Linked DNA regions of Homo sapiens: region 2 is linked to region 1. A link is a loop called in an ENCODE intact Hi-C map of the cell type or tissue named here. Cell type or tissue: heart right ventricle. All regions are shown on one strand. Links, peaks and the distances in the headings refer to the core of each region. The heading gives the core; the rest is flanking DNA.

What was found. Hi-C counts contacts between places; a loop is a spot of excess contacts. Peaks named below come from ENCODE experiments on the same cell type or tissue, not always from the same donor. Only the 100,000 strongest peaks of a DNase experiment are listed, where the experiment ranks them.
Region 2: it touches region 1 in a loop (4-fold over the local background); 2 of 110 quality-filtered maps call a loop at or near these places.

What each region holds. Positions count from the first base shown.
Region 1 is chr1:201,694,193-201,699,561 of GRCh38, forward strand. All of the region lies in intron 5 of NAV1 (neuron navigator 1), which reads left to right. The region is part of intron 2 of IPO9-AS1 (IPO9 antisense RNA 1); the gene reads right to left. Among named protein-coding and RNA genes, the nearest start is that of MIR5191, 23 kb to the right of the region's middle. In heart right ventricle, for the core only: a CTCF peak has its summit at 2,507; a DNase peak (open chromatin) is centred at 2,359; H3K27ac peaks cover 3,892 bases.
Region 2 is chr1:201,600,222-201,605,590 of GRCh38, forward strand. All of the region lies in intron 2 of NAV1 (neuron navigator 1), which reads left to right. It overlaps LOC124904482 (a long non-coding RNA gene), which reads right to left. Exons shown (of 2, transcript XR_007066789.1): 2 at 1-208. Among named protein-coding and RNA genes, the nearest start is that of NAV1, 64 kb to the left of the region's middle. In heart right ventricle, for the core only: no CTCF peak of the experiment used is centred there; no DNase peak of the experiment used is centred there; H3K27ac peaks cover 3,602 bases.

The DNA of each region.
Region 1 (5,369 bases), core at 298-5,297:
AGGGGACCAGCAGCCCCCTAGTCATCACAGTCATCACTGAGAACTCCCCCAGTTGGGGTGTAGAGGCATAGGGGAAGTCAAAGCAATGGCTGGGAAACCTTGAGGGCAAAGGGACTCCCTTTGTTCTTTGAAGGAGGGAAAGGAAGTGCTGAATGGAGCCAGGCAGCTGATTTCCCATCGCTTCTCTCATCCCTCCTTCTGAGCCTAGGGTGCCCCCTTTGCGTCCTCTGGCTCATTAAAGATAGATGACCCTGGGGAGGGTGAGGGCCGGGGTCACCAGCTGCTGGGGCTTCTTGCCCTGAGTTAGGCTGGGGATCATTTGCAGGGAGAATGCAGCCAGGACCACCAGCCCTGGCTGCAGAGGGAGGAGGGTAAGTCTGGGAAGCTGGCCCCAGTGGGTGATCAGCAACATGTCCCTAAGAATAGGTACATGCTATTGACAAAGATGAGAAGTGAACCGGGAGCCGTAAATAGCCAGGAGCCTGTGTTCTCTGGGCTCTGTGTTCTGTCGGTTGCTTATTCATTGAAAGTCAGGGATGGGCGAGATGCAGTCTCCAGAGTGACGCAGTGGGACGAGCCCTGGAGCTGGAGACAGAGAAGCTGGGTTCTAATCCCAGCCCTGCTGCTTTGTAACTGAGACCTAAATCAAATTGCTTATCAGTCTCTTCAGCTGCCAAACGAACCAAGAAGCTGCCTCACAGGATTACTGAAAGGCTCACACAGCAGGAGGAATGTGAAAGAAGCTGGCACACAGTAGGCATTTGCCTCCTTGCTTCCAAATGTAGAGGGACAGTAGAGATCGTCTGCCAAAAGGGTTCATATATCCAAAAGGCAGGGTTGGCCAGACCCTGAGTGCTCATGTCGCTTGTCCACTGCCTCCTCTGGAGAGCCTCTGGCTAAGCCTAGCTTTGGCCCAGCTCTTAAGTTGCCCCGGGACCAGCCTCTTCCATGCTCAGGCCTCTTGGCCCCCCTGGATGGGCTCAGGGCAAAAGGTGAACAGCAAATGCCATCAGGCTTTTCCCTGTGTACCCAGAGCCATGCTCTCCCCATGCCTGCTCCTCCACCGAGGGCTCTCTTAACAGCTTTCTCCTCTCCGGGCCCTTAGCTTAGGGCCTCACTTCACCTTTGCCCTGTGTATAGTTCCGGGTTCAAGCTGAACTTTATTCAGCACACGAGGTGGGGGCTTCCTCCTGTCACCCCACCTCTGCCCTTGTCCGAGGGCTCCAGCCATGCTGGGTTCTTCCCAGAACTCCAACACATTTGACCAGCCAGGGGGAAAAGGGGGTATGGGGAAGGCACTGGGGCTCTGTCCTGGAAAGATGTGTTGTCGCTGAACTCAGGTGCAGCTTTGTAGCTTGGCAGACCTGGAAAATCTCTCTAAGGCATGTTTGTTTCCTGGGAATTTGGCTCTATTTACTTGGGGACCAATCCGAAGGTGCCTGGTGACTGCAGCATGGTGCCTGGGCCACCGTGGGCTGGATGCAGGCCCTGGAGGGCTTGGGCAAGGGCTGAGAGAAGGCCTGGCTGCCTCCCAGGCATTCCCTGACCTCCACTCCATTGCCTCTTCTTGTACCTTCCTGGTCTCACTTTGATAGGGGTCCAAAGGCTCCCCAGAGCAGTCCCAGGCCTGAGACCCCACCCTGCCACCACCCCGGCAGGAGCTCCGGCTGCACCGCTGGTTCTGGAGAAGGCCCAGCACATCTCCTCCTGCTCATTCCCTTTGCTTTCCTCTTCGTATCCCTGCCCTACTCTCAGGAGAGCAGAAATGGGGCTGATTCCTTCTCTAAGAAGGAGAAACTGAAGCCCACAAAGGCTGAGCGGCTTGCTCCTGGGCATCGGAAGAAGCGGGGACTGGAATCCAGGGGTCTCTGCATCCAGCCTTGCACTTCCCTTCCAGATACATGGGGGCCAGGTAGTGGGGACAGGGCAGACTCAGGGAGTGGGAGTGGGAGCCTCCAGTCCCACACATGTGTTACCCATGAAGGAGAGGGTGGGGTTGGGAGAGGATGGGAGCAGGAGAGGGTGGGAGCGGGAGAGGGAGTGGCCCTGAAGCTCTGCTTTTGGCTGCAGCTGGTTCCCAGGCTCCTGCATTGGAATCGGGCGGAAGAGGAGGATTCTGAATGATCTGATTAGGCAGTCGAGAGCAGCCATGGATCTTGGCAAGCAGGCGACACAACCTGCCTGCCAGACGCTCTAGGAAGGTTCTTCCGAGGCCAGAAGCTTTACAGGTTTCAGAGCTGGGACAAAGCCCAGTGAGGAGAAAGGGCTCCCTCGAGGAAGCATTGGACAGGAGCAGTGACTGCCAGTGAGGCCTGGACTGGCTGGCAGCCCGATGTCTTGGAGGTGGAGAAATGCTTGGCCTGGCTGGTGGCCCATGACTCCCTGTCTTCTGGCAGTTCTGTATCTCATTCATTGCCTGCAGTGGAGGACAGGCTTCATTCTGTGAGCTGTGAGGAGCGTGATTCCAGCATGAGTCAGGAAGGGCCTCCTGGCGTCCGCCTCTGTTGTCTTTTTGGTCATGTATCATTCATTTTGGAAAAAGCACGGACTTCAGAGAAGACTGGGATTCAGATCCCTACCCTACAAGCCGTGTGACCTTAGGAAGTTAACTGACCTCTCTGAGCCAAACATCTATAAAATCGGAGTACTCATACTTACCTCAGCCGCTGCATTGCAAGGACAGAATACATATTCGTGTTTCGCACCATGCCTGGCGCACACTCGGGAAATACTGTCTTTTTTCCTTTTCCTTCCCTTCTTGCCTCAGAACATTGCCTGCTTTTCTCACCTTCTGATGCTCACTAAACAAAAAATTTTTTTAAATGCAAAAACTCTTCAGCACATCTTATTAAGTCTCACTGTAGGAATTCTCTGCCTTCTTAATTGGAAGTCTCCCTTAAAGCTAACCTAGCTCCTTCTTGTTTCAATTGATACCCAAGCCCTGGAGGGAGTTCCGGGGCCTTAGTCTAAGCCGAGTCCTTTTGGTGAGCAGTGGAACCATCCTGGAAATGGGGGGGCATGTTGGTGGCAGATGGGCCGAGTCACAGGGTCCCCAGTGGTGGGCAGTAGAGGGGTGAAGGGATCAGTGACACAGCAGGCTTTTCCAGAAATAAGAACCCTCCAGGGAGGCAGCCAGGCAGGGTGGATGTCAGCTTTTTGATGGAGGAGCAGATGCTGTGCAGGCTGAAGTGGGGCAGGGGAAGAGGGAGGTGTGAACGGCAGAGGGAGCATCGCCTTCTGGGCAGCCCTACCTTGCTCATACCTTGCCCCCAGCTTTCTCTCTCATAATCCTCCTCAAAGCTCAACCTTTTCCTCTTTATCCTCAAGCCTGGCTCTGAGATCAGCAGGCTGTGTCGTCTTGAGCAAGTCACTGCTATTCCAGTGCGCCTCAGTCTCCTCATCTGTGAAATGACCTCTGAGGCTTGTGCCAGCTCTGACTTTTGATGAGTTTTAACATTCAGCCTCTTCTGGGCTTGCAGCAGGGCTGTCTATACTGGTCCATACACAGGCTGGCCAGACCTTATGCCAGCAGCCCAGTCACCCTGCCATATCTGCTTTGTCTCCCATTCCATCCCATTCCCATCCCCAAACCACACCTCTTCTCCTACGGTGTCACTTTAAAACAATGTGTGGAGCACCCACTGTGTTTGAGGTGTCAGAATGGGATTTGGAATGAATATGCCAGGTCTCTGCCCTTCAGGAGGAGAAAGACATGAAATCTAAACAACAGCTCAGCTGTTATTTCATTTTATAGGTGAGAGAACTGAGGCCCAGACATTGAATACCTTGCCCAAGGTCACAGGGCATTGAATACCTTGCCCAAGGTCACAGTGGTAAAGCTGGGATTTGACAAAGACTCTCTAGCTCCGTGTCCTGTGGCCTCTCGTCGTCTGATGCCCAGAGCCAGTCCTTCCTCTCTTGTGGCTCAGCCTTTGCATAGGCTGTATCCTTCCTGAACCTGAGACTTGCCCTGTTGCCTGTGGTCAGATTCATTCTTTCCCTTCCTTTGGTTTCAGATCAGTGGTCACCTCTTCCAGGACCTCCCCTGTGACTCCTCTAACCCACCCACCTTATCACTTTTCTAGTCAGTCCCCAACAGAAGCTCTGGCCCCCATGCACGGATGATGCCTGACCACAGCTGCACATGCCAACCTCTTGGCTGCAAGCTCCCTGAGGGCAGCCCCTATTGTATGGGTGGACTCAGAACCCTCAAGACAGTGGCTAAGTGGAAGCCAGTGGCTGCTGGTCAGGGCACAGCCCGGCATGATCTGGTGGATAATCAGTGCTTCAGAGGCGGTGATGTTCACTCATTTGATGTGTCTCCCATTTGAAATGCAGCCACTTCCAAGGGAATCACGTGGGATTCACATCCTACATAGAAGACTGCAAAGGCCTGGTTTGGAGAACTCAGGAAAGGTCTGTAGCCAGGAGACCTGACCCCTTGAGTTCTGGTGCAGGCAGGAGTGTGATAGGCAGAACTACTCCCATCACAACAGTGGCATCTTCAGATAAGGTGCCTTTTGTCACTTGGCCACTGGTAGGTTCTGCGAAAGGAAGTGATGTCAGGGATTTAGGGACAGGCCTGGGGGTGGAGGGCTGCACAGGAGTGGGAGTGGGCAGGTGGGTGAAGTCAAATGACAAAAGCCTGCCCTTACCTTTGCTACTGGTTCTCTTCTGCCGCTAACTCAAATATATATCATCTGGCAAGTCTCTGTCTAACTCATTCTGGGCCTCAGTGGCAGGGCCCCAGAAACCTGAAGACGGGCCCGCTCTGTAAAATGAACTTGAAAGTGCGCCAAAGGCAAACACTTTATAGAAGAAGAGCCAGTGATGGCACAAGACAGGGATGCCCTCTCTCACCGCTCCTATTCAACATAGTGTTGGAAGTTCTGGCCAGGGCAATCAGGCAAGAGAAATAAATAAAGGGTATTCAATTAGGAAAAGAGGAAGTCAAATTGCCCCTGTTTGCAGATGACATGATTGTATATTTAGAAAACCCCATCATCTCAGCCCAAAATCTCCTTAAGCTGATAAGCAACTTCAGCAAAGTCTCAGGATACAAAATCAATGTGCAAAAATCACAAGCATTCCTATACACCAATAACAGACAAACAGAGAGCCAAATCATGAGTGAACTCCCATTCACAATTGCTTCAAAGAGAATAAAATACCTAGGAATCCAACTTACAAGGGATGTGAAGGACCTCTTCAAGGAGAACTACAAACCACTGCTCAATGAAATAAAAGAGGATACAAACAAATGGAAGAACATTCCATGCTCATGGATAGGAAGAATCAATATCCTGAAAATGGCCATACTGCCCAAGGTAATTTATAGATTCAATGCCATCCCCACCAAGCTACCAATG
Region 2 (5,369 bases), core at 307-5,306, 94 kb before region 1:
GTTGCTGAGTGAGCCTCCTCCCTTGACTTGCTTTCTCTGTTTCTCTGTGACTTTCTCTTCCTTTTACTCCTGCCCCATGCCCTGTGTGGTGCTATCCTGCTCTGAACCAAAAGTGGACAATAACCCCAACGACTTCTCCTTTTCCCCTGAAGCATGGTGGAGACAGGCTGGAGTTTTCAAAAAGTTTGTGTCTCTTCAAACATGGATCCTGGAACAGAAAAAGAACATTAGTGGAAGAACTGGTGGACTCCAAATACAGTCTATACTTTAGTTAATAGTAATGTGCCAGTGTTGATTTCTTAGTTTTAGCAAATGTACCGTGGTTATGTAAATTCTAAAATTAGGGGAAACTGGGTGAAGCGTAGATGGGAACTCTGTACTATCTTTGCAACTTTTCTGTAAATCTAAAATTACTTCAAAATAAAAACTCAAAAAAATAGGTGAGGGAGTGACAAAAAAAAAATGGACCAAGATGAGTCAGAAATTTCAAGCCTGGGGAGGCTTACAACACTAAGGTACCTGATCCCTCAGTCCTAGTAAAAGAGCAAAGGACTCTCCTGAGCCGAAAAGCCCTCAAGATCAAGTTTGTCCTGGGATCACAATCCTCTAGCACTTGAGAGATTCCCTACCTGAAGTCTGGCTCTGGAAGTTTCATTTCCTTAGTTCTAGGAGCCATCTCCTGGGGAGGTTTGCCCTTCCCTGGGTCTCTGCCAAAGCTGTTCAGTAAACCTGCTGTTCTCTTTTCCTCTTCCCAAGCTCTTGGATACTCCAGGTTGTCTCCTGCTCTGGCTTCTGGTCAGAGACAGACTTATGGCAGCCATAGCAGTCACCCGTCTCATCTAGCTCCAGGGAGCTACTCAGCTGGAGGAGTCTTCAGACTTATTTCAGCTGGGGACCACATAATTTACCTCAGCTCTAACATGGATAGCTGCTGTTGTCTGCATGTTTGTGTCTCTTCAACAATCATGTTGGAATCCTGGCTGGGTGTAGTGGCTCATGCCTGTAATCCCAGCACTTTGGGAGGCTGAGGCAGGAGGATCACTTGAGTCCAGGAGTTCAAAACCAGCTTGAGCAACACAGTGAGATCCTGACTCTATCACACACACAAAAAATTAGCTGGGCTTGGTGGCATGCACCTGTAGTCCCAGTTACTTGGGAGACTAAGGTGGGAGGATCGCTTGAGCCTGGGAGGTTGAGGCTGCAGTGAGCTGTGATCACACCACTGTACCCCAGCCTCGGTGAGGGAGTGAGACCTTGTCTAAAAAAAATATTCTAACCTCCAGGGTGATGGTATTAGACAGTGGGACCTTTAGGGGTGATTTGGTCATGAGGGCAGAGCCTTCTTTGTGAATGGGATTAGGGCCCTTATAAAAGAGACCTTAGAGAGACTCTTCACTCTTTCCAACGTGTGAGGACAGGGCAGGAAGGTGCCATATATGAACCAGAAAGCAGGTGCTCACCAGACACTGCATCTCCTGGCACCTTGAATTTGGGCTTCCACCCTGTGGAACTTTGTGAGAAGTATATTTCTATTGTTAAAAGCCACCCAGTCTGCAAAATTTTGTTAAAGCAGCTAGAACAGACTAAGAGAAGGGCCAATATTTAAAAGAGTTGAACTTGAAGCTAGATAAAGCAGGAGAGTCCCCTAGCCCAGCATCCCTTTCTACTCCCTCATGGCAGCCTCAGTGGTGGTGTCGAGGAGGGGATCCACAGGCCCTTTGGAAACCTCTGAGTTCCAGCCAGCTCAGGTTATCAGCTGCCCCCTCTCTGGAGCACCTCAGGATGGGTTCCGCAGGTATATTTCCCATACCCACCCTTCCACTGACCCACCAGAGAGAATGGTTTTTCAAAAGTCCACCTTTTAAGGGTCTAAAATGAAAAAAAACACCAATCCAATTAGAACATGCCACCAGCATCAGAGGACTTCTTTCTCCACCAAATCACTGTCAAGGCCACCTCCTAAAGTCTTTCCTAAGTCTTTCTTGCTGCTGCAGTTTCAAGCTCTTTTCTTTATGTTTCTTCCCAGGGCAGGAGAAAAAGAATTGGACCCCACTGGGCCTAAAAAACTCCTTGTTCTTAAAGTTGCAATTCGGTTCTTCTCTAAGTTTTTTTGTTTTTGTTTTTGTTTTTTCTTTTTTGAGATGGAGTCTCGTTCTGTCACCCAGGCGGGAGTACAGTGGCGCGGTCTCGGCTCACTGGAACCTCTGCCTCCCAAGTTCAACAATTCTCATACCTCACCCTCCTGAGTAGCTGAGATTACAGGTGTGTGCCACCAGGCTGGCTAATTTGTTTTGTGTTTTTAGTAGAGACAGGGTTCCACCGTGTTGGCCAGGCTGGCCTCAAACTCCTGACCATCTCAGCCTCCCAAAGTGCTGGGTTTACAGGCTTGAGCCACTGCACCTAGACTTAAGCTATGTTTTTTTTTTTTGGTTTTTTTTTTTTTTGGTTTTTTTTTTACCATGAGCTCATCCAGAGTTCTTCAGCCTTGGGCCACAGAGCCAGGCCTTCTGCACCCCTTGAGAGCTGCTCTTGGCTGGGGCATGCTCCAGGGGGACAGGGCTGGAAACCAGCTACCCCTCAGCTCCTACTCACACTCCTGCTGACTTTCACCAGTCCCCCTCAGCCCCCTCACCCAGCCTCCCCATCCTGACAAGCCTGGCTCAGGCCAAGCAGAAATGGTAGCAGCATTCCTCTGATGCTGTTGGTATTATTGGAAAAGTCAGCTTCAAAACCACAGAGGGATTTAGAGTACTGGGGGCGAGAGCTCGGGAAGGAGTGTAGACAGTGAGACAGCTGAATTAAACAGTGTCGGTGTGAGTCACTGCTCTCCTGCCTGCCGCCCCAGTCCTGGCGTGAACCTAGAAGCTGGTGAGACAGTTATCTTCTCAGTGAGTTAAATTGCTCTCTGAGTACAGAACCAGGGAGACTGGACTGAAAATTACAGCAGGAAAGGTTTAGGCTAGACATCAAAAATAATTCTCTGAACTTCATGGGTCCCAAAAGATTTTACGGTTTCCTGGGAGGCATCCAGTATTTTGCCAAAGCTCCACCTGCCTGCAGTAACTCAAGTCAATCCTGCCACCTTAAGTATCTCTTCTATGACTTGGTGACTCTCATGTTCTGAAAGGACCTCATATAGTCTCAACATGGAATTGCTGCATCACTGTAAAATTTACAGGAATGGTTGTTGTACGTTTTCATCTGTAACTAGGGTCAGGACACCCTACTGCCCTTTGCTTCTGGTAACAGAAGTCATGACTTTGGCAAAATTAATTTGCCTGAAAATTAGCCTGGAGGATGTCCCTTTGCTTTGTCTTCCACATGCCTGCATTTTCTTTCACTGTCTTCTACATGGTCACGTAGAATTGGGGTGCTTGGAAGGGCATCCAGGTATCACTGAACCCTTCCCTTCCTTGAAGGTGGAAAGTAGCCCCACTCCAGACAGTAGGCCAGGCAGGGAGTTGGGATGGGAGTATTCAGCATTTAGGACATCTACCGGGTCAGTGAGGGAGAGATTGTTATCCCCATTTTACAGATGAGCAACTGAGACTTAGGTTAATCATTTGCCCATGGCTCATAGAGAGTAGGTGCATTACTCTGGATGGAAGCCAGGTCTTTGGGCATCGGGAACAAGGTTCTTTCCATTTCATCGCATAGCCTTTCAATTCTAGTCATAATAATGGTGATTAAGATAAAAACAAATGGTTGGTCACAGAAGGCCAACAAAAATAACCGTGTGATTGAGCACTTCCTGAGCTCCCACTCTGTGCCTGAGCTCATCACTTCATCTCATTTTTCCTTGAAACAACCCTGTAAGATACATGCTGCTATTCTCATTTTGTTTATTTATTTTGAGATAGGGTCTCGCTTTGTCACCAGGCTGGAGTGCAGTGGCACGATCACTGCTCACTGCAGCCCTGACTTCCCAGGCTCAAGGATCCTCTCACCTCAGCCTCCCGAGTAGCTGTGACTAAAGGCATGTGGCACCACGCCTAGCTAATTTTTAATTTTTTTGTAGAGGTGGTGATCTTGTTATGTTGCCCAGGCTGGTCTCGAATTCCTGGACTCAAGTCATCCTCCTGCATTGGCCTCCTAAAGTGCTGGGATTACAGGTGTGAGCCACCGTGCCTGGCTACTATTCCTATTTTATAGATAAGAAAACTGAAGCTCATGGGCCGGGTGTACAACGGCTCACGCCTGTAATCCTAACACTTTGGGAGGCCGAGGTGGATAGTAGATCATTTGAAGTCAGGAGTTCGAGACAAGCCTAGCCAACATGGTGAAACCCCATCTCTACTAAAAATACAAAAATTAGCCGGGCATGCTAGCACGCACCTATAATCCCAGCTACTCGGGAGGCTGAGGTGGTAGAATCGCTTGAACCTGGGAGGCGGAGGTTGCAGTGAGCCGAGATCGTGCCACTGCACTCCAGCCTGGGTGAAGAGCAAGACTCTGTCAGAAAAAAAAAAAAAAGAAGAAGAAAGAAAGAGAAAGGAAAGAAAGAGAAAGAAAGAAAGAAAGAAAGAGAGAGAGAGAGAAATAAAGGAAAAGAAAGAAAAGAAAAGAAGGAAAGAAGGAAGGAAGGAAGCCAAAGCTCAAAGAAATTATACCACTTGACTGGGTCACCCATCGAGGAAGGGGTGGAGTGAAGGTTCAAACCCAAGTTTTTGACACTAAAGCCCACGCTCTTTCCCCTGTATGTAGTATTTTCTTGCAGAATTTTTCTGCCCTGATATTTAAGAACTTCTTTTTGTCTAAATATTTATTCATCCTGCTACAATGTAAACACAGCTATGCAAATATATTAATGGATATTTGTTTTGCTTTGTTGTTTTTACTGAGGGCACCCTAGCACATACACAAACGATGACCCAGCACCAGGGAGGTTGCTTGTTTTCTGGCTTCTGCTTTTTTTTTTTTTTTCCTTCCCCCTGATCCTGTCTTCTGCTTCTCTCCCATGCCTTTGTGTTGCCCCTAGGGTGTTTCTCTACTTTCCACCTTCCCTCTCCATCCTCTCTGCTCCTTTAGACCTTGGCAGCCAATCCTGTACCTCCAGCATCTCGTTGCCTAGCAACCGGCTTCCTACCTGCCCCATTGTGTTAGAATCTCCATGACAACAAGTATTGCCAAAAGAGAGAAAAAAAAGTTAGGTGGTAGCAGGAGGTGATGAGACCCTTTATTTTAGGACATTTGTGCAGTTTTGCCAGCAATAATTTGCTCACTCTCAGGATTCCCCAGAGGGTGTCACAAATGGACTGAACCCAGACCTCATGAGATAACAAGTCACGAGACTGACAGTCTGTCTGTGTGTGGGGATATAAACTCTAGCATAGAGGCATTCATGTGAGGGGCAAGAATGAGAGCCACGG